Linked DNA regions of Homo sapiens: regions 2, 3 and 4 are each linked to region 1. A link is a loop called in an ENCODE intact Hi-C map of the cell type or tissue named here. Cell type or tissue: endothelial cell of umbilical vein. All regions are shown on one strand.

Region 1 (8,000 bases):
CTGTAAATAAATATGTAGATTAGATGAACTACATCTATTACAACCAACAGCAATGAACTTTTCATGAGTTAAAAGAAAAACTCATGTTGGCCTCAGCCCTGGGGCTACCTGACCTGACAAAACCCTTTACACTCTATGTGTCAGAAAGAGAAAAAATGGCAGTTGGAGTTTTAGCCCAGACTGTCGGGCCCTGGCCAAGGACAGTGGCCTATCTCTCAAAACAACTAGACAAAGTTTCCAAAGGCTGGCCCCCATGTCTAAGGGCCCTGGCAGTGACAGCCCTGTTAGCACAAGAAGCAGATAAACTAACGCTTAGGCAAAACCTGAATATAAAGGCCTTCCATGCTGTGGTAACTTTGATGAATACCAAAGGACATCATTGGCTAACAAATGCTAGATTAACCAAGTATCAAAGCTTGCTATGTGAAAATCCCCCATAACCATTGAAGTTTGCAACACCCTAAACCCTGCCACCTTGTTCCCGGTATCAGAGAGCTCAGCTGAACATAAATATGTAGAGGTATTGGACTAGTTTATTCTAGCAGGCCCAACCTCCAAGACCATCCTTGAACATCAGTAGACTGTGAGCTGTATGTGGACAGTAGCAGTTTCACCAACCCCTGCAAAGTGACTCTGAAGAGGACAACAAGCCCTGCTCCAGTCACATCCAGAAGCTGACTGGTCCACACATGGCCAAAGCATAAGAAAACTCATCATGGGACTCATTTTCCTTAAAATTTGAACTTGTACAGTAAGGACTTCAACTGACCTTCCTCAGACTGAGGACTGTTCCCAGTGTATACACCAAGTCACTGAGGTAGGACAAAAAGTTGCTATGGTCCTATTATTTTATGGTTATTATAAGTGTACTGGAACTCTGAAAATAACTTGTTTGTATAATGTTATTCTATACAAGGTATGTAACCCAGGAAATGACCTGTGTTATGTGTGTTATGACCCATCTGAGCTTCCCATGACCACAGTTTTTGAAATAAGATTAAGGACTGAGGACTCGTGGGGGCTCATAAATGACATGATTAAAGTGTTAGCCAAAACAGAAGAAAAAGGGGTGCCCAAAAAAGTCACCTTGAAATTTGATGCCTGTGCTGTCATTAATAGTAATAAGTTAGAAATAGGATATGGTTCTCTTAATTAAAAAAGAGGCTATATGACAAAAAATAAGTACATTTGTCATGAATTAGGACTGTGTGAAAATGAATGTGGATACTGGTCTTGTGTCATTTAGGCTACTTGGATAAAAAATGAAAAAAAAAATCCTGTCCACCTTCAGAAAAGGAAAAGTGGCCCTTCCTATACCAGGGGTCCGTGTAACCCCTTAGAACTGGTAATAACCAACCCCCTTGATCCTCCCTGGAAAAAAGGGGAGCATGTAACCCTAGAAATCGATGGGGCTGGACTGGATCCTTGAGTAAATATCATAGTTTGAGAAGAAGTTTATAAACCCTCTCCTGAGCCAGTATTTCAAACTTCTATGATGAACTGAATGTGCCAGTGCCAGAAATTCCAGGAAAAACAAGAAATTTGTTTTTGCAATTAGCCAAGCATGTAGCCCAGTCTCTCAATGTCACTTCATGTTATTTATGCGGAGGAACTATACTGGGAGATCAATGGCCATGGGAAGCCTGAGAATTAGTACCTACAGACCCAGTTCCTGATAAATTCCTGGCTCAAGAGAATCACCCTGATAACTTCTGGGTCTTGAAAGCCTCAATCATTAGACAATACTGTATAGCAAGAGTGGGGAAGGACTTCACCCTTCCTGTGGGAAGACCCAGCTGCCTTGGGCAAAAACTGTATAATAGTACTACAAAAACAGCCACCGTGGCGTTCAAACCACACTAAGAAAAATCCATTTAGTAAATTCCCAAAGTTGTAAACCATGTGAACCCACCCAGAGTACCACCAGGACTGGACAGCCCCCACTGGATTATACTGGATATGTGGGCATAGAACTTATGCCAAATTACCTGACCAGTGGGAAAGTAGTTGTGTTATTGGCACTATTAAATCATCTTTCTTCCTACTGCCCATAAAGACAGGTGAACTCCTGGGCTTCCCTGTCTATGCTTCCCATGAAAAGAGAAACATAGCCATAAGAAATTGGAAAGATAATAAATGGTCCCCTGAAAGAATCATACAATATTATTGGCCTGCTACTTGGGCAAAAGACAGCTCATGGGGATACTGGACCCCCATTTACATGCTCAACCAAAGCATATGGTTACAAGCTGTCTTAGAAATAATCACTAATAAGACCAGCAGAGCCTTGACTATTCTGGCCCAGCAAGAAACTCAGATGAGAAATGCTATCTATCAAAATAGATTGGCTCCCAACTACTTGCTGGCAGCTGAAGGAGGGGTCTGTAGGACATTTAACCTTACTAATTGCTATCTACACATAGATGACCAAGGGCAAGTAGTTGAAGACATAGTTAGAAATATGACAAAACTGGCACATGTGCCCGTGCAAGTGTGGCATGGATATGATCCTGGGGCCATGTTTGGAAAATGGTTCCCAGTGCTAGGAGGATTTAAAACTCTTATAATAGGAGTAATAATAGTAATAGAAACCTGCTTACTGCTCTCTTGTTTGCTACCTGTACTTCTTCAAATGATAAAAAGCTTCATCGCTACCTTAGTTCACCAAAATGCTTCAGCACAAATGTACTATATGAATCACTATTGATCTGTCTTGCAAGAAGACATGGGTAGTGAAAATGAAAGTGAGAACTCCCACTAATGAGTGAGATTCTCAAAGCGGGGGACTAAAGGAGGAGACCACCCCTCATATTGTCTTATGCCCATTTCTGCCTCCAAAGAAAGAAGAAGTAAAAACTAAAAGGCGGAAATGAAATCCACAGGCAGACAGCCCAGCACCACACCCTGGGCCTGGTTAAAGATCGACCCCTGAGCTAACTGGTTATGTTATCTATGGATCCCAGACATTGTATGGAAAAGCACTGTGAATATCCCTGTCCTGTTCCATTCTGATTACTGGTGCATGCAGCCCCCAGTCACATAACCCCTGCTTGCTCAATTGATCACGACCCTCTCACATGGACCCACTTAAAGTTGTAAGCCCTTAAAAGGGACAGGAATTGCTCACTCTGGGAACTTGGTTTTTGGAGACGTGAGTCTTGCTGAAGCTCCCGGCCAAATAAAGCCCTTCCTTCTTTAACTTGGTGTCTGAGGGGTTCTGTCTACAGCTTGTCCTGCTATGTGTCTACTTTGGATACCTCATATGAGAGGAATCACAGAGTATTTGTCTTTTTCTGATGGCTTCTTTTTTTTTTTTGTGATGGCTTCTTTTACTTAGCATGAGATCTCCAAGTCTCATTCTTGTTGTAGCATATGATAGGATTTCCTTCTTCTGTAAGGTTGATTAATGTTTCATTGTATGTATATACCACATTTTCTTTATTCATCCATTAATGTACATTTGGGTTGCTTCCACCTCTTGGCTATTATTAATAATGCTGCAATAAATATGTGTACAAATATCTTTACAAGATCATGTAACTCATAGATACTTATTTCTTTAAAGTTAGTTTTTGGAGATTTATTGTATTCCTTTAGTTGGGCCATGTTTTCTTGCTTCTCTGTATGCCTTGTGATCTTTTATTGAGATTTGTGCATTTGAAAACAACACCAACCTTTTCCAGTCATTACAAACTGACTTTATGTAGTGGAAGACCTTTACGGGTTAGCATAGCTAGAGATTCTGGGGGCCCTTCAAACTTCTTTGGGACATGTATGTGTAATTTCCTAGTAAAAGAGTTTTGCCTGCTTCTTCTTCTTTCTCCCCCTGGTGTCTGCCTGCAGTACTACAATCTCCCTAGTGGTGAAATAGTGTGCCTGCCTTTGTTCTCCGAGGCTCACAACATGCTATTCAACTCTGCACTCTGAGTCAGGCAAGACAGAAACCAGTACCTTGGGTAACCCCCACAAAACCCAGAATGCTGGACTCATGGTCTAGTCCTCTTGCCTCTTTAAAGGAGAATCTGGTGCAGTGGGATAATTAAGTAATCAGAGAGACAGAGAGGTTGGGGAGGAATTATTTAATTTTTTAGGTGCACCAAGCCAGTCAGATTAACATCCAAAGGAATGAGCCCTGAACAAAGAATGTGGTTACCTTTTAAGCATTTTGTGGGGTGGGGGGAGATCTGTGCAGGAGGAAGCATATTACAGAAGTGAGAAACAAAGACAGTTATTTAATTAAGACATGCATTACATCATTTCTTCCTTTTCAAGAAACAACATGTTTTATGACTTGAGATTATCTGTCTAGTGATCTTGCAGCTGCACAGCTAGAAAAACAATGCTTCACCATGCCTGGGAAAGACAGAGATAAGGCTCACTAGCCTCAGAAAGAAAAATAGGCAGTTAATTTTAAAGGACTCCAGCCCTTTCTCTTCCTTAAGGGAAATTGGGGGTTTTTTTTTACATAAAACTGAGTTTTTGCTTACACAGTTTTTAATTTCTTTTAATTCCTGTTCCACTGGAACTTTAATGTTTTCTGTAGATCAAGTCGCATTGTGCCAGGGTGAAAGAGTGGCTGGAATGAGTAAAATGCGACAACAATTTCTCCTCATTTTGATGCATCTTTTCCTGGCTTTGCATTCACCTAAGGTGCTGCAACCTCTTAACTAGTTTCTAGAGTTCTCACAAAGGCATTGTAGTTCATACATTGTTGTCAAGTCAGTCTCTCCATGGGGAAATGAGGGCCTGAGGCTTCCTATTCCACCGTCTTGCTGATGACACTCAAGTCAATTTCCTATTGCTAGAGCCTATTGTGCTGAGAGGTCATCTAGTTATCCCAAGTTTCTGTGTCAGAGCTCAAAAACAGATGCTTATGTTTGACAACAAGGGGTTGGAGAGAAATTTTGGAGTTCCTCTAAGTATACGTACAACTCCCTGTGCACATTATCCATAAAATATCTCTTATTCCTGCAGGTCCATGAGCAAGTCTGTCTCTCTGGCCTTTCTAGTTCCAAGGATCTCTCCTTAGAGAATAAGGAGGCCTTAACTCTTTGGACCCAAAACAATTATTTGTGCTTTTGTTTCCTAGCTAGCCCTGTTTCCCAGGTCCCATCTGCATCTCAGTTTTCGTTACCCACTTTCCAACTCCTCTCCTTCAGGACCAGAAAATCTTCTATTCCCTAAGGACATCTGTGCTTCTCTTAATTATCATGTTATCCCTTCCATTCCATGATACCTCTCGTACCCCATACACTAGGAACTCTTCTCTTTCTATACATCTTTCTGAAGCACATATAAAATCTCTAGTGAGATATTATTCTTTGGATTGCTGGAAAACAAAAGCTAGAAGCTAGTAAGCAGCATCTCCTTTTCCTTTCTCCATTAGTATATTCCTCTATCTCCTTCACTTATCTCTCCCTTTGCATATATTATGTTTTTAAAAACATACCTTTATATGTAATATACAAATATTTATATATACAATTATTTATATATTTAAATGTATTTAAATATACAATTATTTATATAATTAAATGTATTTTCAAATAACATATTTGTGTGTAATACACAAATTATTTATGTATTTAAATATATTTTCAAGTAACTTAAAAATGCATATATATATTCCATGTGTGCCTGTGTGTGTGTGTGTGTGTGTGTGTGTGTGTGTGTGTGTGTGTATATATATATATATATATATATATATATATATATATGCATGTATGTTATTTAGACAATTTGGTGACCCTGTTAGGGGCACAGTGTCTGTGGCTTCAGAGCTGGAGGTAAGGTGGAAATATTTTCATCTTTTTCCAAATATGAGGGAATACTAAGTAGAAAAAAATTAAGATAAAAAATAAATTACTGGAAGTAATCAGCAAGGGTTGAAGCACTTTGCTGCTGGCATAAGGGAAAAAGAATCAACATAGATGACAGCTAGCTAATACAGCACTATGTGATTCCTGAGCCCCATCCAGACGGCGACTTTCCTCCTCTTGATGTCCAGCCCCTCCTGGCCAAGCTGAAAGCATCCATTTAAGAGATGAGAGCAAGTTACCCACTGTGTCTGGTGAAACTGTACCTAGAGTCTGAGAAGGATTAAAACAAGCTATCTTGACCTTTTACTGGGGGAAAATACCACGCTTTGCTGAAATTGACGATGAAAAGATTCAGAAGGGAAACCACAAGGAACTTTCTGAACTGCTTCTTCTGCTAGAAAGAGTGTACTTATTGAAGATGAATTGTTTTCTTAATCTAGTATTATCAGCCTGACAGAGTTATTCACAAGTAGTTAAGTTCCTGGGAATCACATGAGCAGCAGCAATCCCAAGAAACCTGAGTCAGTAAAAAAATAAATTGCTGATCTTGAAGAGATTCAAAGAGGAAGGCAAAAGCATTGTCAGCTTTGTTCAAACTGTATCTCAAATTTAGTTGTTTTTTGTTTTTCTATCCACCAGGCAATCAAAAGGATGTTGCTTTATACATCTTTCCTGTGTTTTTCATACAGTAAACTCAAAATTTAAACCAAGGGACATATTTTAATTAATTAAAAGATTTAAATATTTTCCCTGGAATGTGTACAACTTTGTCTTATTATATTTCTTGTATTTTTTGTTGTGTGAAGAAAAGACATTTGAGCATATATTAAAACTGTCTGGATATTACTATATAAAACATTGGAAAATATCACAAATTAACTTAAATATAAAATAACTGGAATGTGCTAGGGTCTTTTAATAGCTACTTCATGAAACTTAAATAAGGTGACTAAAAATAACAGCATATAAAAATGATAATACTTAAATTTTCTGCTTGGATATTTTAAATTAGAAGTATTGATTTAATTAAGTTACATATGTTGACAAGCTTAAGTAAATTTTAAATATAAAGAAAAATAAAAATGCTAATATTTACATTCATGAGCATCTTTTTAAAGTTGAAGCTCAGCTCTTCCAATTATGATAGAACCAGACTTAATCTTCCACTCTGTACAGTTAAAAAACTGGGTTGGGCCCAGTGGCTCATGCTTCTAATCCCAGCACTTTGGGAGGCTGAAGTGGGAGGATCCTTTGAGCCCAGGATTTCAAGGCTGCAGTGACCTATGACTGTACCACTGCACTTGAACCTGGATGATCTTGTCTCAATAAAATTTTTTAAATCATAAAGAAAACTGGAAAAAAATAAGCACAACTCTTTCCGGACATTGGACAAAGTTAGTGCAGGAATTTCAACATTGACAAGTGAAAAAACAAAGTGAATATAATAATTGCTCTGGTTTTCTGCATGAAGAAACTTTCCATACCATGGTAGGGAGAGAGATTTATTCTGATATTGCTGAATTCATAAGACAAAAACCAGAATTTGAGGGCACTGAAACAGCTGGAATTAATGAGAAGAGAACAATAAAGGGGATAGCTCTCCAGAGACAGAGTTCCAGAAATCTGCAAGTATCCTAAATTTGTTGTCCAATACAAAGCTGTACCTTTATAGGTTGAAATTTTAAAAGTACAGTCAAGGACTAGCCAGGTAGTTGTAAGCTGTATGATTACCAGGGCTCACACAATGCTGGGAGACATTCAAGTTCCAATCAGCTGGAATGCAGAGACTTCCATGAATACTTGGGGGATAGAATAGAGACCTCCAGAAAGGTTATTAATAATAAGTCAATTATTATTAATGCTTTAATAATTAATCTGTTAATAATAAACAAATTATTAGTAAAGCATACCCCCAATTAATAACAATGATAAACCTTCTCATACTGTTTGGCTCTGTGTCCCCACTCAAGTCTCATGTTGAATTGTAATCCCTAATGATGGGGGAGGGACCTGGTGGGAGGTGATCGGATCATGGGAGTGGACTCTCCTTTTGCTGTTCACATAATAGTGAGTTCTCATGAGATCTGGTTGTTTGAAAGTGTGTAGCACTTCCCCCTTCACTCTCTCCTCCTCCTGCTTCCACTGCATAAGACATGCTGGCTTCCCCTTCACCTTCTGCCA
Region 2 (8,000 bases), 93 kb before region 1:
TCATAAACATGCATTGTGAAACTGTAGAGAGCAGGTAGCCCAAAATAGAGAAAGATTAGATAAAGAGAAAATAAGTATCCATCAGAGACAGTATCTCTAGGCTTGGGCAAGAGAAAAGTCCACAGTGATAAGCAACTCCACCTAAGGCATGAATATGCGGCAGAGAAAACAGCAATAGTGAATGAATGCAAAAGGTGCTGAGAAATTCCACACATGAGTATTGTGATGAGTAAATGAATAAAACATTTGCAAAGACCTTTAGAGAAAGAGAATGGGAGCATATGTGAGAAATAAGATAGTTGATTATGAATAGAAGGTAGTGAAGAAAAGCAAGCTAAGAAAAAATTCTGTTTATAAAAGAAGGAAAAGATAGTTTATGTTTTTAGCCTAAGTATAAGAGTCCTACAGATGGACTGAAAAAAATCAGTCTGAGAGTATTAGTCACAATTAATGAAATAATTACATTTTATGTATTGAGGATGCCAAGATTAAAAGGTGACAGGTAGATGTTAATTTCCCTAGATTGTGAAAGTGATCACGACAATCACACAACAAATAATTAAGTGACTTGGTATGCTTTATTTAATTGTAGGGCCTGAGGTTTTCCATTCTCATTTTTCTAAAATACAATTTTGTTTCTCCAAATTTGACAGCAGAATAAAAACCCTACCCTTTCACTGTGTATCATGCTAAGCTGCATCTCTACTCTTGATCATCTGTAGGTATTAATCACATCACTTCCATGGCATGGATGTTCACATACAGACTCTTAACCCTGGTTTACCAGGACCTCTAGGAGTGGATCCAATCTATATCTTTACAGTTGTATAGTATATGATATCTCTTTTATTTCACTCAATTTATATTTTCATCATTGACTACATATTTCTTATACACAACACACAATTTATGAATTTTTTCTCAAGATCATTCTGAGAGTTGCCCCACCCTACCTGCCTTTTATAGTATGCCCACCTCAGGCAGACACAGAGCACAATGCTGGGGTTCTCTTCACACTATCACTGCCCCAAATTGTCTTTCTAAATTTCAACTTCAATGTCATCTTCTCCATGAAGACCACTGAATGAACACCTTTTCATCCAGCCTTAATTTCTTGCTCCATAACTACTCTATCCCACGATGCAGTATTGTATCATTAATTATTAGTGTGCTTGTGACCTCCTTATGTATTCTCAATTACCTGTATTTGTGCAATAAATTGGAATAATGTAACTTGATTTCTTATCTGTGTTTGTGTTGGCATGCAAGATTTAGGTACTTATCAAAGATAATGGGGAATTAAGGCATCAATAAAATGATGCCAAAGACCAAGAGCAGTTTCTGAAGTCCTCCTTTTCATCAGCTCTTTATCAAACAGAACACTCTATAAACAACCCATAGCCAGAAAACAGGATGTAGGAACAATCACCAGCACACTCTATAAACAACCCATAGCCAGAAAACAGAATGTAGGGACAATCACCAGCCATCTTTTGTCAATAATTGATGGAATAGAGTTGAAAGGAAACTGGAGCATGAGTCATATTTGACCAGTCAGTCCTCACTCTTATTTACTTGCTATGTAAACTTGAGAAAGTTTTTTCTCCTTGTGAACCTCAGGTTTTACATCTGAAAATGAGAAATTTGGAACAAAAGATTCCTAACTGGTCTTTCTGTTCCCATATTCTGTGATTTTTCAATATTTAGGATTTTTGGTAATCACAATTACTTAGTTTGTGGTTGAGATAGCAACAGCAATCAGAACTATTTGGTGGACATATTTTCAAAGGAGTAGCTCTCCACTTTGGGTAAAGAAGTGATGCCGGTCGTGGTGGCTCACGCCTGTAATCCCAGCACTTTGGGAGGCCAAGGCGGGTGGATCACGAGGTCAGGAGATCGAGACCATCCTGGCTAACACGGTGAAACCCCGTCTCTACTAAAAAATACAAAAAATTAGCCAGGCGTGGTGGCGGGCGCCTGTAGTCCCAGCTACTCGGGAGGCTGAGGCAGGAGAATGGCATGAACCAGGGAGGCGGAGCTTGCCGTGAGCCGAGATAGCGCCACTGCAGTCCCTCCTGGGCAAAAGAGCAAGACTGCGTCTCAAAAAAAAAAAAAAAAAAAAAAAAAAAGAAGTGTGTGGTGTAGCAGGACACCTGCAACAATAATATTTTTCTAAATCCCTCTGAAAAATGCTAATCAAAGGGTTTTTTTCCTAAAAATTGTCTTAGAAATAAAATTTCCCCTTTGGGAGACCGAGGCTGGCAGATCACGAGGTCAGGAGATAGAGACCACGGTGAAACCCCGTCTCTACTAAAAATACTAAAAATTAGCCGGGCGTGGTGGTGGGCACCTGTAGTCCCAGCTACTTGGGAGGCTGAGGCTGGAGAATCACGTGAACCCGGGAGCTTGCAGTGAGCCGAGATTGCGCCACTGCACTCCATCCTGGGTGACACAGCGAGACTCTGTCTCAAAAAAAATAAAAAATAAAAAAAGAAAGAAAATTTCCCAAATAATTCCCATTATAAGTATATAATAGGTAACAATTCCCGCTATAGACATGAATCTACTTATATAAACAACTAATGAGACAGGGTACCATATTTTTAATTGTAACTTGATTTAGAGTGTTGGGGTAAATCTATATATCCCAGAGTGTGAGGCTCCCTCGTTAGTATCTCTCTGTGTTACATGAGTATTTCCCTCCACTGGAAAACCTCTGTTCACTCTACAAACAGTTAAGTGAGCTGAACTTACATCTCCAAATAGCCTCTATCTGGGAGTTCCAGCATAGGGTTTTGTTGAACAATATTGGGGGTCATGGATTATTAAGATGGTGGATTTTGGAATACAATATACGCAGAAGCAAATTGCAGTAGCTATATTAGGTATTGGCTGTATGATCTTGGCCAATCATTTTATTCTATCTTAGTTTTCTTCTGTTTCTTAAATGGATATATTAAACATAATATTGTGCATGTTCAAAAATCATTTAGCCCGGTTTCTCGAATGATGAATGGAACCTGTTTTTTCATTTATAGACATTGATGTGTAATCCTGAACTTGAAATTAGGAAAAGAGACACTGTCAGCTTCTCAGGAACGTTTGGCAATATTCACCTATCCCTTAACTCCGGTTGGAAAAAGTGGGCTTAAGACCCTGGGTAAGATCAGGGAATGTAATTATTAGTAACCTTCACATAGACTACTTCCAAATAAATTGAACTGTAAAAAACATATATTACAAAATGATGTTATCTTAGTCCCAAAAAGGCAGAGAGGTAGATGGAAAGAGGCTCTAGGGAAAATGCTATCAGATGAGTTTTGGGAAACCTGTAAAAGCATATCAACTTTCTTCATCAGTGAGAAATATCTTAACCCACCATGTCTGCCTATCAGGAAGGAACTGGTTGAAAAACAGTACAAGAGGCTCAATCTGTAAAAAACAGAAGGAAGAGAGAGAGCCAAGATCAATTTTTGGCTCTAACACTAAACAGTGCGTAAAAGGTGCCCAGAGAAAACAGCTCATTTCCTCTTGTTATTTGGTGGCCCTATATAAAATTTTTGGATTGGAATCTGTTTTGTGCTGCTGTAAGGCCTTGTCCTGGGGATAGATTTAGGCTGGGCAGAAGGAGGGCTGGCAATTGGTCTATATGAGAATGTTAAGAGTGGTTTCTTACATGGTATGCTATTGTTCAATGATTTTTTTTTTTTTTTTTTTTTTTTAGAGACAAGTGTCCTAGGATAGACAATGGTGCTGCCATGTTTTGCCATTTGTAAATAAATTGATATTTTATCTAACATGATTCTATGGATATGGCAACAGACCTGAATAAGAGCCGATGCCCTGTTAGATTCCAGACATTTTGCTAAGACACAGAACAGAAAATATGAATTGCTATAAATGCTGTCCTTCAGAAGTTCATGTGCAAAAAGGGAGAGAGGAGAGAAAGATCCACTTAGGCAAATAGAAGATGTTACTAGAACGTACAGAGTTTTTCTGGCATGAGCAGGTACCATGAGAAATCAACAATTAAACTGGAAAATTTGAACTGGAATTCCAAATCCTATACGAGAGTAAGAAAGTGAATAAAGCCGGGCTGGTTGTGGTGGCTCACACCTATAATCCCAGCACTTTGGGAGGCAGAGGTGGGCGTGTAGCAGGACAAACCACAGACAAAACTCCTCCGACACTGAGTTAAAGAAGGAAGGGGTTTATTCGGCCAGGGGCATCAGCAAGACTCCTGTTTCAAGAGCCGAGCTCCCCAAGTGAGCAATTCCTGTCCTTTTTAAGGGCTCACAACTCTAACGGGGTGCGCCTGAGAGGGTCATGATCGATTGAGCAAGCAGCGGGTATGTGACTAGGGGCTGCATGCACCAGTAATTAGATCAAAACAAAACAGGATACGGATTTTCACAGTGCTTTTTTATACAATGTCTGTAATCTACAGATAACATAACTGATTAGGTCAGGGGTCGATCTTTAACTACCAGGCCTAGGGTGTGGCACCGGGCTGTCTGCTTGTGGATTTCATTTCTGCCTTTTAGTTTTTACTTTTTTTTTTTCTTTGGAGGCAGAAATTGGGCATAAGACAATATGAGGGGTGGTCTCCTCATTTATTCCCTCCCTTTGAGACATTCACTCAATAGTGGGAGTTCTCACTTTCATTTTCACTACCCATGTCTTCTTGCAAGACAGATCAATAGTGATTCATACAGTACACTTGTGCTGAAACATTTTGGTCAACTAAGGTAGTGATGAAGCTTTTTATCATTTGAAGAAGTACAGGTAGCAAACAAGGGAGCAATAAGCAGGTTCTTATTACTATTATAACTCTTATTATAAGAGTTTTAAATCTTCCTAGCGCTGGGAACTATTTTCTAAACATGCCCTCAGGATCAAATCTATGCCACACTTGCACGGGCACATGTGCCAGTTTTGTCATATCTTTATGTCTTCAACTACTTGCCCTTGATTATCTATGTGTAGGCAGCAATTAGTAAGGGTAAATTTCTTACAGACCTCTCCTTCAGCTGTTAGCGAGTAGTCGAGAGCTAATCTATTTTGATAGATACCATTTCTTATCTGAGTTTCTTGCCGGGCCAGAATAGTCAAGGCTCTGCCGGTTTTATTAGTGATCATTTTTAAGACAGCTTGTAACTATGATTCGGTTGATCATGTAAATGGGGATCTGGTATCCTTACGAACTGTCTGTTGCCTAAGTAGCAGGCCTATAATATTGTATGATTTTCTCGTGGGCCATTTATCATTTTTTCAATTTTCTATAGCTATGCTTTTCTTTTCGCGGGAAGCATAGACAGGGAAGCTCAGGAGTTCACCTGTCCTTATGGGCAGTAAGAAGAAAGATGGTTTAATAGTGCCAATAACACAACTACCTGCCGACTCGTCAGGTAATTTGGCAAAAGCTCTATGCCCACATATCCAGTATAATCCAGTGGGGGCTGTCCAGTCCCGGTGGGACTCTGGATGGGTCCAAACGGTTCGCAACTTTGGGAATTTACTAAATGGATTTCTCTCTGTGTGATTTGAACTCCACGAAGTGACTGTTTCTGTGGTACCATTATACAGTTTCTGTCTTAGACAACTAAGTCGTCCTACGGGGTGAGTGAATTCTTTTCTTTCTCTAGCTATGCAATATTGTCCAATAATTGAGGCTTTTATGACCTAGAAATTATCAGGGTGATTCTTTTGAGCCGGGAATTCATCAGGAACTGGGTCTGTAGGTAGTAATTCTCAGGCTTCCTATGGCCATTGACCTCTTATTACGTTCTTCCACATACCTAACATGAAGTGACATTGAGAGACTGGGCTACGTGCTCAGCTAATTGCAAAAACAAATTTCTTGTTTTTCCTGGAATTTCTGGTACTGGCACATTTAGTTCATCATAGAAAGTCTGAAACACTGGCTGAGGAGAGCATTTGTAAACTTCTCCTTGAACTAAGATGTTTACTTGAGGATCCAGTCCAGCCCCGTCGATTCCTAAGGTCACACGCTCCTCTTTTTTCCAGCGAGGATCAAGGGGATTGGTTATTACTAGCTCTAAGGGGTTACATTGTCCTTTAGTACGGGAAAGGCTATTTTTTCTTTTCTGGAGGTGGACTGGATCCTTTTTATTTTTTTTTAATTTAAGTGGCCTAAATGACACAAGACTAGTATTTACATTTATTTCTACACAGTCCTAATTTATGACAGATGTACTTATTTTCTGCCATATAGCCTCTTTTTTAATTAAGAGAACCACACCTTATTCCTAACTTATTACTATTAATGACAGCACAGGCATCAAATTTCAAGGTGACTTGTTTGGGCACCCCTTTTTCTTCTGTTTTGGCTAACACTTTACTCGTATCATTTATGAGCCTTCACCAGTCCTCAGTCTTTAATCTTATTTTAAAAACTGTGGTCATGGGAGGCTTAGATGGGTCATAACACACATCAGGTTGGTCATTTCCTGGGCTACATACCTTGTATACAATAACATTACACAAACAAGTTCTTTTTAGAGTTCCAGTACACTTAAAATAACCATAAAATAATAGGACTGTAGCAACCTTTTGTCTTACCTCAGTGACTTGATGTACACACTGGGAACAGTCTTCAGTCTGAGGAAGGTCAATTGAAGTCCTTACTGTAAAAGTCTAAATTTTAAGGAAAAAGAGTACTGTGATGAGTTTTCTCATGCTTTGGCCGTGCGTGGACCAGTCAGCTTCCGGGTGTGACTGGAGCAGGGCTTGTCGTCTTCTTCAGAGTCACTTTGCAGGGGTGGTGAAGCTGCTCCCATCCACAGTCTACTTCTGTTTAAGGATGGTCTTGGAGGTTGGGCCTGCTAGAATAAACTGAGTCCAACACCTCTACACAGTTATGTTCAACTGGGCAATCTGATACCGGGGGCAAGGTGGCAGGGTTTAGGGTGTTGGAAACTTTAATGGTTATGGGGGATTTTCACATAGCAAGCTTTGGTACTTGGTTAATCTAGCATTTGTTAACTAATGATGTCCTTTGGTAGTCATTAAAGTTACTACAGCATAGGGGGCCTTTATATTCAGGTTTTGCCTAAGGGTTAGTTTATTTGCTTCTTGTGCTAACAGGGCCATGGCTGCTAGGGCTCTTAGACCGTGGGGGCTACCCTCTGGAAACTTGCTCTAGTTGTTTTGAGAGATAGGCCACTGGCCTTGTCCAGGGCCTTACAGTCTGGGTTAAAACTCCAATTGCCATTTTTTATTTTTCTGACACATAGAGTGTAAAGAGTTTTGTCAGGTCAGGTAGCCTCAGGGCTGGGGCCGACATGAGTTTTTCTTTTTAACTTATGAAAAGCTCATTGATGTTGGTTGTAATAGATGTAGTTTATCTAATCTACATTTTTATTACCTGTCACCTACTAAAATATTGACTCAAATCCTGCAGCTATTTGATTTCAAGCTTTAAATTCATCTGGTGTTCATTGTGGGACTCCAGTTGCATTTAAATAGACATGAGAGTTGAAAGACCTATAAGGGGCTTCTCTCGCTTTACAATGTCTGATTTTTTTTTTCTTCTGGTTGATGAAATGCCAGGGTGAAAGGGATAGCCAATTGGACTAAAGTACAAGTGCCACTCCAGTTATTTGGCAGAGTGCCTAGTAAAAGTCTACCACAATATCACCACACATCCACTCGGGGATGAACAAGGGCTGACTGATTGATAAGCTCTTGAAAATTCTTAAGCTCACTGCATCCTTTCAGGTCTCCAAGAAACACTAAGTTTCCTCTGTGTCATGAGAGTGACGAAGTGAACTTAGTGTTGGGAGACGGAGGTTGGATGGCCCTCGGGGACTGATCCGCAGGGTGCCGGACTTTGGGATATAGCAGAGAGAGCTTGACATGACTTATTACTCCAGGTTGTAGAATCCTGGAAATGAGCTACCATGCAGCCTACACCTGGTCGACTGGAGGACCACCTTAGTAGAAAAGGGACAATCTGGGCCTGTGGCCTGCCATGTGCA
Region 3 (8,000 bases), 370 kb before region 1:
AGCCCAGTGAAAGACATTTCTAGATCATTCAGAGAGTTTAATATAATTCTTCTGCAGTTTAAGGGACAGTGGGCTTTGGGGTTTGACACTGGCTTGAGAAAATGATATGTTTGGAGGCTGGTAGAAGCTGCCTGTGGCATCAAAAGTAGAGAGCTGCAGTTGCGAAGTAGCCACATTTCCATTGATGGTGGGGCAAAGGCATGCATGTCCTGTTGACTAGGTGTGGACTCCATGACTAGGTGTGGACTCCTGTGTAGAGTGCCAAGGTAGGGTTTCTTACATCAACAGAACTGCATCAAAGACAGGGAGAAAGAAGTTGGAGTAGGTGTGATGATGGATGTCCTGGGCCTGAGGGAAGAATTGTGTGCAACCAGCCAACAACTCAGCAGAGATGAATTTGCCTGCATCAAGGGAACAGCAGATGAGAGATCCACAGCAGGTGTGTGTGTGTGTCCGAGTGTGTGTGTGTTTGTGCATGTGAAACATTTGATATCTTGAAGTCCTGACCCCTTGTACTTCAGAATGTCAAAGAGAGGTCCTGGAAAAGATCCTTCCTCACAGCCCTTAGAAGTGACAAGCCACCCTGCAGACACCTTGATTTCAGACTTCCAGCCTCCAGAACAGTGAGGCAATAAGATTCTGTTGTTTAAGCCACCCAGTGTATGGTACTTTGTTTGTTTAGAGACAGGATATCACTATTAAAGCACCCTCTTTCTCTCATGAGTGCTTTATGAATTCTTCTTTAAGAAGGAAAGTACTGCTGAGTGCTGTATTCGTTTCCTAGAGCTGCCATGACAAAGTATCACAGGCTGGACACAGTGGCTCACACCTGTAAGCCAGCACTTTGGGAGGCTGAGGTGGGAGAATTGCTTGAGTCCAGGACTTTAAGAACAGCCTGGGCAACAGAGTGACACCCTGTCTCTAACAAACAAACAAACAAACACATACACAAACACACAAACGAACACAAAACAAAGTACCACACACTGGGCGGCTTAAACAACAGAATCTTATTGCCTCACTGTTCTGGAGGCTGGAAGTCTGAAATCAAGGTGTCTGTGGGGTTGCTTGCTGCTTCTAAGGGCTGTGAGGAAGGATCTTTTCCAGGCCTCTCTTTAGCGTGGAGATGACCGTCTTCTTCCTACATCTCTTCACATCATCTTTCTTCTGTATATGTCTGTCTGTGTGAATGCAAATTTCAGCGAATTGGATTAGAGCCCATCCTAATGACCTCATTTTAACTTGATTACCACTGTAAAAATACTGTCTCCAAATAAGGTTACATTCTGAAGTGCTAGGGGTTAGGTCTTCAAGATGATATATTTTTTGAGGGATCCTATTCAGCTCACATCAGGTGCCACCATCCCAGAGGCATCGTAAATAGTGAGAGACTGGGGATAGGAAAGATCTTACCTGATTAGTAAAAGTGCAAGATGAGGAAACAGGTTCACCCCATGCTCCCCATTTTGTTTTTACTATTATCTCTTTGTCTGAAGCAGGGCCGAGCTGGGGGAGGAGAGTCACTTTTCTTTTAAATGGAATTCAGAGTTGTGACTGTTACACAGAATCAGACGTTTTAGGTCCTGAAGTGAGAATGTTTTCTGTGATTAGAAGTGACAACACAACTTTTTAATTTTTATGTTTTAAATAAGAGAGTAATGAGAAAATACAAAAACCAAACAAAAAAAAAAAACACACACAAAAAATCAAACCCAACCCAGCCTCACAGAGTTGATTTGGATAACCAGTAGTAAACTAAAGTTGATTTCTGATGACGTTCTCTGAATTTTACTTAATATAACCTACATACTGATTATAGGTTAGTTTGCATTTCCTTAATGATAAGTGATGTCAAATTTTTTCTCATGTCCTTGATTTCACATATTTTTGTCTATTTGTTTTCTGTATGTGTGATTTGCTTGTATACTTAGTCCATTTTTTAATTATTTTGCTTTTTTTCTTATCAATTCAAAATTGCTTATGTATTAAGTATATTACCTCCTATTAGGTTGTATATGTTTTATTTTTATTTATTTATTTTTTTTGAGACGGAGTTTCACTCTTGTCATCCAGGCTGGAGTGCAGTGGGGTGATCTCAGCTCACTGCAAACTCTGTCTCCCAGGTTCAAGTGATTCTTCTGCCTTAGCGTCCTGAGTAGCTGGGATTACAGGTGCCCACCACCAGGCCCAGCCAATTTTTGTATTTTTAGTAGAGACGAGTCTTCACCATATAGGCCATGCTGGTCTTGAATCCCTGACCTCAGGTGATCCACTGGCGTCGGCCTCCCAAAGTGCTGGGATTACAGGCATGAGCCACTGTGCCCAGCTGGTTGTATATTTTCATTTTTTTCAGTTTTCAATATATCTTGATTGTTTTTGAAGTAGGACCATTTATAATTTTTATGCAGTAAAATCTGTCAGTAATAGTCTTAAGAATTTTGACTTTCAGCCAGGTGCAGTGTCTCATGCCTGTAATCCCAACACTTTGGGAGGCTGAGATGAGTATTGCCTGAGCCCAGGAGTCCAAGACTGGCTTGGGCAAAACAGCAAGAGTCCATCTCTACAAAAATAAAATATTGGCCAGACTTGGAGGCTCATGCCTGTACTCCCTGTTGCTTGAGACGCTGAGGCAAGAGGATTGCTTGAGCCCAGGAGGCTGAGGCTGCAGTGAGCTGTGATTGTGCCACTGCACTCCAGCTTGGGCGACATAATAAGACCCTGTCTCAGAAAAAAAAAAAAGAAAGAAAAAGAATAAGTCAAATATATTAATAATAATATTAATATTTGACTTACTTTGATAATTCAAAATATATTGATACTGCTTATAAAGGCCAGAGGTAGGGATATAACATAATTCTTTCTCAAAGTTGAAAATTCTCATTTAATATGTGACTTTATTTATTTATTTATTTTTTGAGACAGAGTCTCACTCTGTCGCCCAGGCTGGAGTGCAGTGGCGCGATCTCGGCTCACTGCAAGCTCTGCATCCCGGGTTCATGCCATTCTCCTGCCTCAGCCTCCTGAGTAGCTGGGACTACAGGTGCCCACCCCCATGCCCGGCTAATTTTTTGTATTTTTAGTAGAGAGGGGGTTTCACCGTGTTAGCCAGAATGGTCTCGATCTCCTGACTTTGTGATCCACCTGCCTCGGCCAATCAAAGTGCTGGGATTACAGGCGTGACCCACCGCGCCCGGCCTATTTATTTTTATTTTTTATTTTTTTGAGACAGAATCTTGTTCTTTTGCCTAGGCTGGAGTGCAGTGGCGTGATCTCTGCTCACTGCAGCCTCCGCCTCCCAGATTCAAGTGATTCTCCTGCCTCAGCCTCCAGAGTGGCTGGGATTATAGGCGCATGCCACTATGCCTGACTAATTTTTGTAGTTTTAGTAGAGATGGGGTTTCACCATATTGGCCAGACTGGTCTTGAACTTCTGACCTCAAATAGTTCATCTGCCTCAACCTCCCAAAGTGCTAGGATTACAGGCGTGAGCCACCGGGCCTGGCCTTAATATGTGACTTTATAATGTACTAAATTCTCACAGCTTTCGGGAGTTCCTTTTGACATTTTCTTCCATTCACATGCTCTGAGACTGGTGCTACATTGTTTTAGTCATTGCCACTTTATTACACATTTTTATATCTGTTCAGTCAAGTTCTTTGTTTTTGCACTCTGCAAAAAAACATACTGGCTATGTTTAACATGTTTGTTCTTCAAGATAAAATTAAGTTCCACACTCTCTGTTTTCATTTTCTTGGCTAGAATTCTCATTCCTCTCTTTTTTTTTTTTCATTTTAATCTGAGAACCATTTGCACTTCTGACAAAGTTGAGGCTTTTGCTATTTCAAAGAATTGCAGGATCTCAGTTTGAGGCGACTGGAGGTGTCAGATATTTAGTTCCAGTTCCTCAACAGTGTACTTCAATCACATACTTGTTATATAGGTTATTCACACATCTAATTAAAGACAAGTGCAATTGTATACAATCCCTAAATGGAGGGAAAGTATTTGCTAGCAATCTTCCTTTCTTTCTTTTCTGCATCTTCACAAAATAGTTATGCTCAATCGACCCTTCCCCACTTTACCCTCCTAAGTAGCTGTCACTATAGATCTGTGCTACAAGGCCCGGCTAATGTTTAAATTTTTCATAGAGACGGTGTTTCATTATGTCGCCCCAGCTGGTCTACGAACTCCTGGGCTCATACGAGACTTTACCGTGTATGTCCAGTAGAGGTCACAAAGTGCTTATTATAGACACTGAAACCTCAACCAAATGCGTGCTTGGGCATTTGCATTATGCAATAATGAGCACACATAAATGATTATAATTAGGGGGAATTGTTACACTTTAATTCATTCTTCTCTATTACACTCAATACATTAGGATAGAGAGCTTATTATAAGCAGTATACATATCTCAGAGAATACAATTCTTAAGACTTTTCCAAAAATAAAGAGAATTTTAGAGATGATTCTATGCCAAATCTCTGAGTATAGATAAAGAAACTGATCTTTGAGTTAATTAGAGACTCGTCTGGGTCACTCACCTTGTTTATGAGCAAATACAGGAGTGACAACTCAAAATCTTTTGATCCCAAGATCAGATTTCTTCACACTGTATCTGTAGACTATGTTTTCCAATAGTAACTTAATCTTTTCTGAACTAAAATAATTAATTAATTCAATATAAATATTTATGCCAGATGCTGTGCTAGGTGATGAAGATATATTGTTAAGCAAAAATGATCCTTGCTTGTGAGACTATGAGAAAAATGTGAGTAGAGGCAGTAAAATAATGACCAGAAAAACCTCAGAGGTAATGTTAGGTTTCTTCCTGATTAGGTACTTTCTATGCATATTCAGTACTGATTTTGTTTGGTATGTTCAGTAATTTTGTGTCTTTCTATTTTTAAAATTTAATTTATTTTTTGAAGTTAAAATTTGCATTCTAACTTCAAAATATAAATTGTATTCTCTGAGATATGTATACTGCTTATAATAAACTCTCTATCCTAATGTACTGAGTGTAATAGAGAAGAATGAATTAAAGTGTAACAACTCCCTCTAATTATAATCATATGAAATAATACGAAGAAAAACAGTTATCATATTACAAATTTCTTCTCATTAATTGCTATGAGAGTTTACTACTACCCAACATAAAACTGAGTGCATAATAAATACAAATGCACCTTTCTATGAAACTCCTCTTATAAAAATTGAAGTAAACATTAAATTTCCAAGTGAAAGGAAACACTACAGTGTTTAATAAATGTATTTGCTTCATCTTCCAAATCTATGAGCATCCATCCTTTTTTTTTTTGAGACAGAGTCTCGCTCTGTCGCCCAGGCTGGAGTGCAGTGGCGCGATCTCGGCTCACTGCAAGCTCCGCCTCCCAGGTTCACGCTGTTCTCCTGCCTCAGCCTCCCAAGTAGCTGGGACTACAGGCGACCGCCACCACGCCTGGCTAATTTTTTGTATTTCTTAGTAGAGACGGGGTTTCACCGTGTTAGCCAGGATGGTCTCCATCTCCTGACCTCGTGATTCGCCCGCCTCGGCCTTCCAAAGTGCTGGGATTACAGGCGTGAGCCACCGCACCCGGCCGCAACCATCCTTTTAAAAAAAAAAAAAAAAAATTTTAGATTCAGGGGGTACACGTGCAGGTTTGTTACATAGGTATATTGTGTGATGCTGTGGTTTGGGCTTCTAATGAGCCTGTCACTCAAGTAGCGAACATAGTACCTGATAAATAGTTTTTCAACCCTTGCCCCACTCCTTGTCTCCCGTCTCATCTCCAGTGTTTATTGTTTCCATCTCTCTGTCCATATGTACCCAATGTTTAGCTTTCACTTATTTTATTTTTTATGTTTTTTGAGATGGGGTCTTGCTCTGTCACCCAGACTGGATGGAGTGCAGTGGTGTGATCATTGCTCACTGCAGCCTCAACCTCTCTGGCCCAAGTGATCCTCCCAACTTACCCTCCCAAGTAGCTGTCATTATAGACATGTGCTACTATGCCCGGCTAATGTTCAAATTTTTCATAGAGACAGTATTTCATTATGTTGCCCCAGCTGGTCTGTGAACTCCTGGGCTCAAGCAGTCCTCCCACCTTGGCCTCCCAGCATGCTGGGATTACAGGTGTGAGCCACTCCCCTCAGCCTTAGCTCCCACTTATAAGTGAGAACATTCAATATTTGGTTTTCTGTTTCTGCATTAATTCATTTAGGATTGCAGCCTCCAGCTGCAACCATGCTGCTACAAAGGACATGATTTCATTTTTTTTTATGGCTATGTAGTATTCCATGACCTATATGTAACGTATTTTCTTTATCCAATCTACCATCATGGGCACCTGGGTTGATTCCGTGTCTTTGCTATTGTGAATAGTGTTGTGATGAACATATGAGTGCAGATGTCTTTTTGGCAGACCATTTATTTTCCTTTGGGTATATATCCAGTAATGAGATTTCTGGATTGAATGGTAATTCTATTTTTAGTTCTTTGAGAAATTTCCAAACTGCTTTTCATAGGAGCTGAACTAATTTGCATTTCCACCAACAGTGTATAAGTGTTTCCTTTTCTCCTCAACCTTGCCAACATCTGTTATTTATTGATCATTTAATGATATCCATTCTGATTTGCGTGATATAGCCTCTCATTGTGATTTTGATTTGCATCTCTCTGATGATTGATGATGTAGAACATTTTTTCATATGTTCGTTGGCTGCTTGTGTGTTTTCTTTTGAGAAGTCTCTGTTCATGTCCTTTGCCTACTTTTTAATGGGATTGGTTTTTTTTTTCTCGTTTATTTGTTTAAGATCCTTATAGGTTCTGGATATTAGTTCTTTGCTGGATTCAGAGTTTGCAAATATTTTCTCCCATTCTGTAGGTTGTCTGTTTACTCTGTTGGTAACTTCTTTTTTTTTCTTTCCTTGGTTGTTTTTATTTTTATTTTTATTTATTTTTTTCGAGACAGAGTCTCCTTTTATTGCACAGGCTGGAGTGCAGTGGCACGATCTTGACTCACTGCAACCTCTGCCTCCTGGGTTCAAGTGATTCTCCTGCCTCAGCCTCCCAAGTAGCTGGGATTATAGGTGCCCACCACCATGCCCGGCTAATTTTTGTATTTCTAGTAGATATGGCATTTCACCATGTTGGCCAGGCTGATCTTGAACTCCTGACCTCAAGTGATCTGCCCACCTCACCCTCCCAAAGTGCTGGGATTACAGGCATGAGCCACCGCGCCCAGCTGGTAATTTATTTTGCTGAACAGAAGAGTTTTAGTTTGATTAGGTCTCAATTGTCAATTTTTGTTTTTGTTGCATTTGCTTTTGAGGGCTTAGTCATAAATTCTTTGCCTAGGCCAACATCTAGAGGGGTATTTCCTAGGGTTTCTTCTTGGATTCTTATAGTTTGAAGTCTTACATTTAAGTCTTTAATCCATTTTGAGTTAATTTTTGTATATGGTGAGAGGTAGGAATCCCATTTTATTCTTCTGCATATGGCAGCAATATTGATTGAGTAGAATATCCTTCCCCATTGTTTATTTTGTTGACTTTGTCAAAGATCAGTTGGTTGTAGGCTGTGGCTTTGTTTCAGGGGTATTCTGTTTCATTGTTACCACCTTTTTAAAAGAAATCAGGTACTGTATATTAATAAGTCACCCAGTTGAACTGTTTCTTAGATGAGTTACTGGTGCTAAATGACTGTAACATGAGAATTATGGGCAAGAGAAACGAGAGAAGCAATGCTTGGAAAAAAAATCCTTAAACTGTGTAGTAGTCCCCAAATGAACAAACAAAGAGTAGAAATCCTTAATCTGTGAGATAATGACAAATGGAAACAAGCTGGAAAATGTATTGGAAACATATTAAAAAATGGAAATAAGTCTTGGAAAATGGGTATTTTTATATATATGCACTCATATATATGATCTATATGCTTACATATCATACGTACGATATATATGCTTATATATCGTACGTATGATATATATGTCCTA
Region 4 (8,000 bases), 58 kb after region 1:
GAATTACCATACATCCACCAGTCTGCTTCAACAATTATCGATAGTTTGCCAATGTTTTCTCATCTCTCTCCACCCTGCACATATTTGTAAGAGTATTTTAAAGTAAATCTCACATTTAATATCACCTCACTAGTTTATACCTTGGTATGGATCATTAACAGATGACACTTATTCCATAACATTTTCTAATATCATTATCACATTTTACAGCATTATCAATAATTCCTTAGTATCATCGAATATAGAGTTCATATTCAAATTTTATTATTTTCTCATACATATTTGTTCATTTTCTTAAGTCAAGAACACCCCAGCCCCATCCATCCAAAGGCCAGACATTGCATTTTGTTGATATGTTAATTAAGTCTCCTTCAATCTATATTTTCCCCTTCCCACTCTTTTTTATTCATGTCATTTATCTATTAAAGAAACCATGTCACTTTTCCTATAGAATATCTACATTTCAGGTTTCTTATTTAAAAATTTCTTAATTTTTTTATACTTTAAGTTCTGGGATACATGTGCAGAAAGTGCAGGTTTGTTACATAGGTATACACGTGCCATGATGGTTTGCTGCACCTATCAGCCTGTCATCTACATTAGGTATTTTTCCTGATATTTTCCCTCCCCTAGCCCCCGACCCCCCAGCAGGCCCCTGTTGTGTGATATTCCCCTCCCTGTGTCCATGTGTTCTCATTGTTCAACTCCCACTTCTGAGTGAGAACATGCAGTGTTTGGTTTTCTGTTCCTGTGTTAGTTTGCTGAGAATGATGGTTTCCAGCTTCATCCATGTCCCTGCAAAGGACATGAACTTGTCCTTTTTTATGGCTGCATAGTATTCCATGGTGTATATGTGCCACATTTTCTTTATCCAGTCTATCATTGATAGGCATTTGGGTTAGTTCCAAGTCTTCACTATTGTGAACAGTGCTGCAATAAACATACATGTGCATGTGTTTTTATAGTAGAATGATTTATAATCCTTTGGGTATATACCCAGTAACGGGATTGCTGGGTCAAATGCTATTTCTGGTTCTAGATCCTTGAGGAATTGCCACAGTGTCTTCCACAATGGTTGAACTAATTTACACTCCCAGCAACAGTGTAAAGGCATTCCTATTTCTCCACATCCTTTCCAGCATCTGTTGTTTCCTGACTTTTTAATAATCACCATTCTAACTAGCATGAGATGGCATCTCATTGTGGTTTTGATTTGCATTTCTCTAATGATGAGTGATGAGGAGCTTTTTTTCATATGTTTGTTGGCCATATATGTGTCTTCTTTTGAGAAGTGTCTGTTCATATCCTTTGACCACTTTTTGTTGGGGTTGTTTGTTTTTTCTTGCAAATTTGTTTAAGTTCTTTGTAGATTCCGGATATTAGCCCTTTGTCATATGCATAGATTGCAAAAATTTTCTCCCATTTGTAGGTTGCCTGTTCACTCTGATGATAGTTTCTTTTGCTGTGCAGAAGCTCTTTAGTTTAATTAGATCCAATTTGTTAATTTTGGCTTTTGTTGCCATTGCTTTTGGTGTTTTAGTCATGAAGTCTTTGACCATGCCTATGTCCTAAGTGGTATTACCGAGGTTTTCTTCTAGGGTTTTTATGGTTTTAGGTCTTACGTTTAAGTCTTTAATCTATCTTGAGTTAATTTTTGTATAAGGTGTAAGGAAGGGGTCCAGTTTCAGTTTTCTGCATACGGCTAGCCAGTTTTCCCAACACCATTTATTAAATAGGGAATCCTTTCCACATTGTTGTTTTTATCAGTTTTGTCAAAGATCAGATAGTTGTAGACGTGTGGTGTTATTTCTGAGGTCTCTGTTCTGTTCCATTGTCTAATATCTGTTTTGGTACCATACTGTAGCCTTGTAGTATAGTTTGAAGTCAGGTAGTGTGATGTCTCCAGCTTTGTTCCTTTTGCTTAGGATTGTCTTGGCTATATGGGCTCTTTTTGGGTTCCATATGAAATTTGGTAGTTTTTTCTAATTCTTTGAAGAAAGTCATTGGTAACTTGATGGGGATAGTATTGAATCTATAAATTACTTTGGGCAGTATGGCCATTTTCACGACATTAATTCTTCCTATCCATGAGCATGAAATGTTTTTCCATTTGTTTGTGTCTTCTTTTATTTCCTTCAGCAGTGGTTTGTAGTTCTCCTTGAAGAGGTCCTTTACATCCCTTGTAAGTTATATTCCTAGGTATTTTATTCTCTTTGTAGCAATCATGAATGGGAGTTCAATCGTGATTTGGCTCTCTGTCTGTTATTGGTCTGTAGGAATTCTTGTGATTTTTGCGCATCGATTTTGTATCCTGAGACTTTGCTGAATTTGCTTATCAGCTTAAGGAGATTTTGGGCTGAGACAATGGGGTTTTCTAAATATACAATCATGTCATCTACAAACAGAGATAATTTGACTTCCTCTCTTCCCATTTGAATACCCTTTATTTCTTTCTCTTGCCTAACTGTGGTGAGAGAGGGCTTCCTTGTCTTGTGCTGGTTTTCAAAGGGAATGTTTCCAGCTTTTGCTCATTCAGTATGATATTGGCTGTGGGTTTGTCATAAATAGCTCTTATTATTTTGAGATACATTTCATTAATACCTAGTTTATTGAGAGTTTTTAGCATGAAGGGCTGTTGAATTTTGTTGAAGGCCTTTTCTGCATCTATTGAGATATTCCTGTGGTTTTTGTCATTGGTTCTGTTTACGTGATGAATTACATTTATTGAATTGCGTATGTCGAACTAGCCTTACATCCCAGGGATGAAGCCGCCTTGATCGTGGTAGATAAGCTTTTTGATTCACTACTGGATTCAGTTTGCCAGTATTTTATTGAGGATATTTGCATCGATGTTCATCAGGAATATTGGCCTGAAATTTTCTTTGTGTGTGTGTGTGTCTCTGCCAGATTTTGGTATCAGGATGATGCTGGCCTCATAAAATGAGTTAGAGAGGAGTCCTTCTTTTTCTTTTGCTTGGAATAGTTTCAGAAAGAATGGTATCAGCTCCTCTTTGTACCTCTAGTAGAATTTGGCTGTGAATCCGTCTGGTCCTGGGCTTTTTTTTACAACAATAACAAACTGCCATCTGCTTTTTATCACCTACTTGTAAGAAATTCTACACAATATTGATAACAGAATACTCCTCTCATAAAAAAAAAAAGTTGATTTCAATTCTATCTGAATAATTACCTGCTTCAGAGGCTGCCCTTGGCATGACTCTGTGTCATCTGTTCTCTTCGGGCCTCAGAGGAAACTGAACAGAAAGCTACTCCTGCCTATGTCCTGTTGTGTATCTAGAGGGACAATTTAGCCTCCAGCTTTACACTGCCTCCAGAGCTCAATTACATAGAAAAACCCAACCGTCCTCAGGACACTTTGCTGCCATCTGCTGGGAAATTGTGAAAAGTACACAAAAAGTGGTTGGAGCCTCAGATTTGCCTAGCGTTCCCCCTAAACACTCACATGGGACGGTACTTTGTGTGTGCATGTTATTGTATAAATGCATGTGCCCTCAACTATCAGAAAGCATATGGACCATTTAGCATTATCTAAGCTATAAAGAGTTGAGATGCAAAATTTCCTTCCATATTACTTTTTTCTGTTGTCTAGCAAGAGTGGTACCCGAAAATCACTGGAGTGGTCTTGAGGATTTTAGGTGTCTCTGTGTGCAAGTGCTGGAGGGAGGAAATAAAGAGGGTGCCAGTATATGGAAGTGTAGAGAAGCTGTATCATTTAAGAAAGTGAGACAGGAAGAGATGTAAGAGGAAGAAAAGGAAGCTCAGAAGTCCTGATGAAATTACATTACACTGTGTCGGGCTTTGTTCTAAGTGCTGGATGTATATATTTTCTCATCCTGTGATCATGGAGTATTATTATGTTTAACTATCTCCATTCTGCAAACAGAGAAGGAGATACCAAAAAGTTATAAAAGTTGCTCAATATAATGTTTGTGTGTTTGAAGAAGTAAATAGGTTTCTGGAGGGAAAGTGCTCATACATCTGTCTGGTCTGCTGGATTAGATGCCAGTGACCTCTCTGAGCCTATGCTGACCCTGAGTTTCAGATCCGTAAGGGCAGTGGCAATCTGTTGTGAAAGGGACTCATGTTAGTGCCGAGGTCAGTGGCCCTAAGCTCCAAGACCAGGCTTGCCCATGCCAGCAGCCTCTCTACTGTGGCTCTTGGGGCTGCAGCAAAAACAAATGCAGATGGGCAATAGTTATTTTCAGTGAGTGAACCTGGGGGCTTCCTTTGCTTCTGCCCTTATAAATAAAAATAAATTTTCCAAGCCAGCTGCAACTCTGCCATCAGCAGTTGCCCTGAAGACTGCAGTAGAATGTCACCAACATGTCATTGCAGGAAACTGAAACTTAGGTCTTTGTTTCCAAAGTTTGGGAAATACTCATAGTGTCTGAACATGGGGTGAGAAGGGAAAGGAAAACTGGGTTGTTTATAACTGTTGGGAAACAAAAATGTGCTGTGTTTTTATGAGGTTTCTCTTCAGTTGCTTTTCATTTGTTTGAGAGGAAATCTACTGCTTGGTTAATATAAAGTATCTATTAGGCAGAAAGTTGCCCATACCACTGTTCTGGAGGGTGTAGTTCCTCTGTACTTTATGACTTGTGCATGACATTTTGTCCTGAAAAGAGTACTCATTGTTTGAGGGGCTACAGTGAAACACAAAGAAAAGAGGAAGACAGAAGGTCAAACAAGGGGAAAATATTTATATATATATTTGGCACTCAGGGACTTTTATAAATTGCTGAGCTGTATAAAAATGGTACATTAAGTAAAAATAAAACAACTTTGAGGTTCCTAGGACACTTATATTTTCCTCTTTTTCTTTTTTTGGTATTCCTTCAGAAAGGATCAGCTTTATAAAAAGGTGAGATGATAAATGTTTCAGAATAACTTGTAATGTTTATATGCTAATCGTGAAACTTTATAAACATAGATAAAAGAGTAGAAAATGATAAAACAGATATCTACATATCTTCCCCGAGATTCAGGTGACATGATCATTTTCTGTATTTAGATACATCGTTTTCCTCCTTACAGAAATAAAATGCTGCAGGTAGCCCCAAAGCTCTCCCTGTCTCCTCCTCCCCCTGCCTCCTTCCCCAGAGGTATTCACAGTTAGGAGGGAACTTCCTCTGTCTCTAGCCTCACATTTCCTTCCAGCAGAACTTCCTATAGAGAAACACACCTGTTTATTTCCTCTCCTTAACCTGATTCTCTTCAGGGAAAGAGGAATGCTGCACAAAGTTGCAGAGTTTGGAAGGAGGGCTTGGGCTTGTGTGGTTCAGCCCCTCTGTGTTTGGAAGGAGGGCTTGGGTTTGTGTGGCTCAGCCCCTCTGTGTTTCTTCATTTGTTTGGGAGACAGTCTTCCTACTAGACAGCATCATCACCTGCTCTTCCCTTCCCTTGCTAGGGTTTGGAGGTGCCTCTTCTTACAGAGGAGGCCTGGCATGACCCAGCTCTGCCAGTGACTGGTTTGGCACATTAATTGAATTTCATTTGGCCTTGAGTTGAAGGAATTCTTTTCTTATTTTGCAAGTCACTCTAAAGAGAGGACTAGAAGAAAGGGGTATTGTGTATAGGCCCTAGTTCCCCAAAAAACCTATGTTCAGAGACTAGGAACTTTGAAAAATATATTAAAAAAAGCACTTGGGGAGATTGATGCATCTGATAGCAGTAGGAGGTAGACAAATCCTAGGCAAACAGGGGCAGGTGTCTGGTGAACCTCATCTTCAAATCAAAGACAGTTTAAAGCCTGAAAGCCAAGCTACAAGTCTTGACAAATCCACAGACCAGATTGAGAACCTATCTTCCTGTTTGGCATGCTTTCCTCTGAATGATTCTTACCTTTCACCTGTTTTACATGTACCTACCCTTCCCTAATTGGTCTTTTACGTTGTCATGCCCACCTTTGAGTGTTGCCTTTGTTTTAGCCTTTTTTGCATACTCACAAGCCAATCAGCACTCACTCTGCCATTCTGAGCCCATAAAAGCCCCAGACTCAGCCATACTTGGGAACTGACCACCTCCGGGTGAGAGAGAACACCCAACTTTGGTTGGGGGACCACCCTTGCATCCCCTCTCTGCCAAGAGCTGTTCAGTCTCTCAATAAAATCCTCCTCCACTCTCCTCACCTTTCAATTATCAGCATAACCTCATTCTTCTGGGACGTGGGACAAGAACTCAGAACCCACCGAATGTGGGTACAAAGAAGGCCGTAACACTGTGGCCCTCTGCCCTATGACAGTGGCGGGAGCCACCCCATGCAATGAGAAGCAGTGGCAGGAACAAGCCAGCCCTGGAGCTGCAGGCTGGAGTGAGGCTATGGGACTGACAGAGCTGTTTACACACTACCATCCATCAAGCTGCAGATGGTGCGACTAAAATTGCTATTAGTGTGCTGCAACACCCCCTCTGGGGTTTCAGCATTGTGGACACTTCTGCCTGGGTGCCACCGTGTTCTCCTCATCTGGATGCTGGAGTCCACTGTGGGAGTCACTTGTGACATGCCTGGTCAAGCCCTGCATGAAGCCTGCTCCTGTGTCAGTGCTTGGAACGGCTGGCCCAATCCCTCACTCACTCACTCACACACCTCCTCCCACTAGGGGATGAGGGCACTGTTGTAGTGTACATGGGATCCATGCTGGAGTGCAAACCAGGCATGGTCTGGCAGGCTGAGTAGATGGGGCATCTCCTACAGTGAGCCCAGAACTGAGCAAGGCCTGGGTAGGGGCCATCACCAGCCAGAGGTCTCCAGCTTGCAAAGTGGTCAAGAAAAATCCTGTGTCACATCTGTGGTAGCCTTGATTGGGTGGTTTCAAGTCAACAATGAAGTCCAGTGTTGGTTCTACATTGGTAACACAGTAGTATGTCACTTAGGGGCATCATGGGACACTGGGAGATGAGGTGGACAAGCCTTGTTTGAACAATGGATGCTTTTGGAACACTAAGAGTCTTGAAGACTCAATGAAAGGGGTATGTTAGGAAGACAAAAATGTCCAGACCAGTAAGAAAAAAAAAAGACAAAAGAAAGAGAAAAGAAAATAGAATATACTATAATCAATTAACGTCATCAACCTTACAATGTTACATCAACAGATATGGAACTGGATCCAATTAAGGAGCAGATGAATTGTTAGGAGCTCAGTCAAGCATTCCAAAATGTGGGAACACTTCAGAAGGATGCAGAATTCGAGGGTCATACATAAATCATGCAGAAACAAAATGCTGTGGATAAAAGAAACATTTCCATTTCTTTGAGGTACCACAGTATTTTAGGATGAAGCACCACACACAAGGCCTGAACGATCAAAGGCTGAAGAGATGCTAGACTCTGGAGTGGAGCACATTGGTGGAGGGACTGGCTGTCCTGAGCCTCCAAGGGCCACCGGCTCCCTAGGCCTACATAGCAGCTTTGGTTCACCCTTTCTCTCAGAGCTGTTCTTTGGCTGAAATTACAATGAGGACAAGGGGAAAATTGTGCCTGTAAGGTTTGCTTTAGAAGCCTAAATGATTCCATTGAAAGAAACAGTGGCCATAGCTACTGTGGCAAGGGACTTTTGTCACTAGAGACAGATCTCACTTGATGCAACATGAGGATGCCAGGAACACAGAGACCAGAGAGGAAATGAATATCAGGAGGTTTTGAATAAGGCCAATGGGACAGAAGTGCCTCAAGAGTGACTTTGGAACCTGGGGCCATCACCAAATTTGTAAACTTTGCAAAGGTACCATAATGTAAACCAAAAATAAAATTCTAAGGCCCCAACCATCTGAATGGACTTCCTCCTCAGCCAGGGCTCTTTTAAAATTTAACCCAAAAGACTGGTTCAGGCCTTGATGGGAAGTGGGGGTCGAGCATGCTTCCTTATACCTCTCTGGCATTAACATCAACACAGACTTTAGGTCTGATAAAAAAAAACATTTTACAGCCTATTGCCTCTGAAGCCTGCTACCTAGAGGCTTCATCTTTATCATAAAACTTT

Evidence for each region. Hi-C counts contacts between places; a loop is a spot of excess contacts. Peaks named below come from ENCODE experiments on the same cell type or tissue, not always from the same donor. Only the 100,000 strongest peaks of a DNase experiment are listed, where the experiment ranks them.
Region 2: it touches region 1 in a loop (8-fold over the local background); 4 of 110 quality-filtered maps call a loop at or near these places.
Region 3: it touches region 1 in a loop (11-fold over the local background); 46 of 110 quality-filtered maps call a loop at or near these places.
Region 4: it touches region 1 in a loop (6-fold over the local background); 5 of 110 quality-filtered maps call a loop at or near these places.

Annotation. Positions count from the first base shown.
Region 1 is chr11:60,189,950-60,197,949 of GRCh38, forward strand. No RefSeq gene overlaps it. Among named protein-coding and RNA genes, the nearest start is that of MS4A6A, 11 kb to the left of the region's middle. RefSeq lists a cis regulatory region at 3,734-4,021 and an enhancer at 5,972-6,051. In endothelial cell of umbilical vein, a CTCF peak has its summit at 3,866 (motif pointing left); DNase peaks (open chromatin) are centred at 3,872, 4,382, 4,622 and 6,222; H3K27ac peaks cover 3,564 bases.
Region 2 is chr11:60,097,230-60,105,229 of GRCh38, forward strand. It overlaps MS4A2 (membrane spanning 4-domains A2), which reads left to right. Exons shown (of 7, transcript NM_000139.5): 7 at 1-1,238. Among named protein-coding and RNA genes, the nearest start is that of MS4A2, 13 kb to the left of the region's middle. In endothelial cell of umbilical vein, no CTCF peak of the experiment used is centred here; DNase peaks (open chromatin) are centred at 1,472, 3,482, 4,322 and 4,892; H3K27ac peaks cover 3,053 bases.
Region 3 is chr11:59,818,945-59,826,944 of GRCh38, forward strand. No RefSeq gene overlaps it. Among named protein-coding and RNA genes, the nearest start is that of MRPL16, 12 kb to the left of the region's middle. In endothelial cell of umbilical vein, a CTCF peak has its summit at 4,219 (motif pointing right); a DNase peak (open chromatin) is centred at 4,227.
Region 4 is chr11:60,248,294-60,256,293 of GRCh38, forward strand. No RefSeq gene overlaps it. Among named protein-coding and RNA genes, the nearest start is that of MS4A4E, 9.2 kb to the left of the region's middle. In endothelial cell of umbilical vein, a CTCF peak has its summit at 3,402 (motif pointing left); DNase peaks (open chromatin) are centred at 3,378, 3,918, 4,048 and 4,618.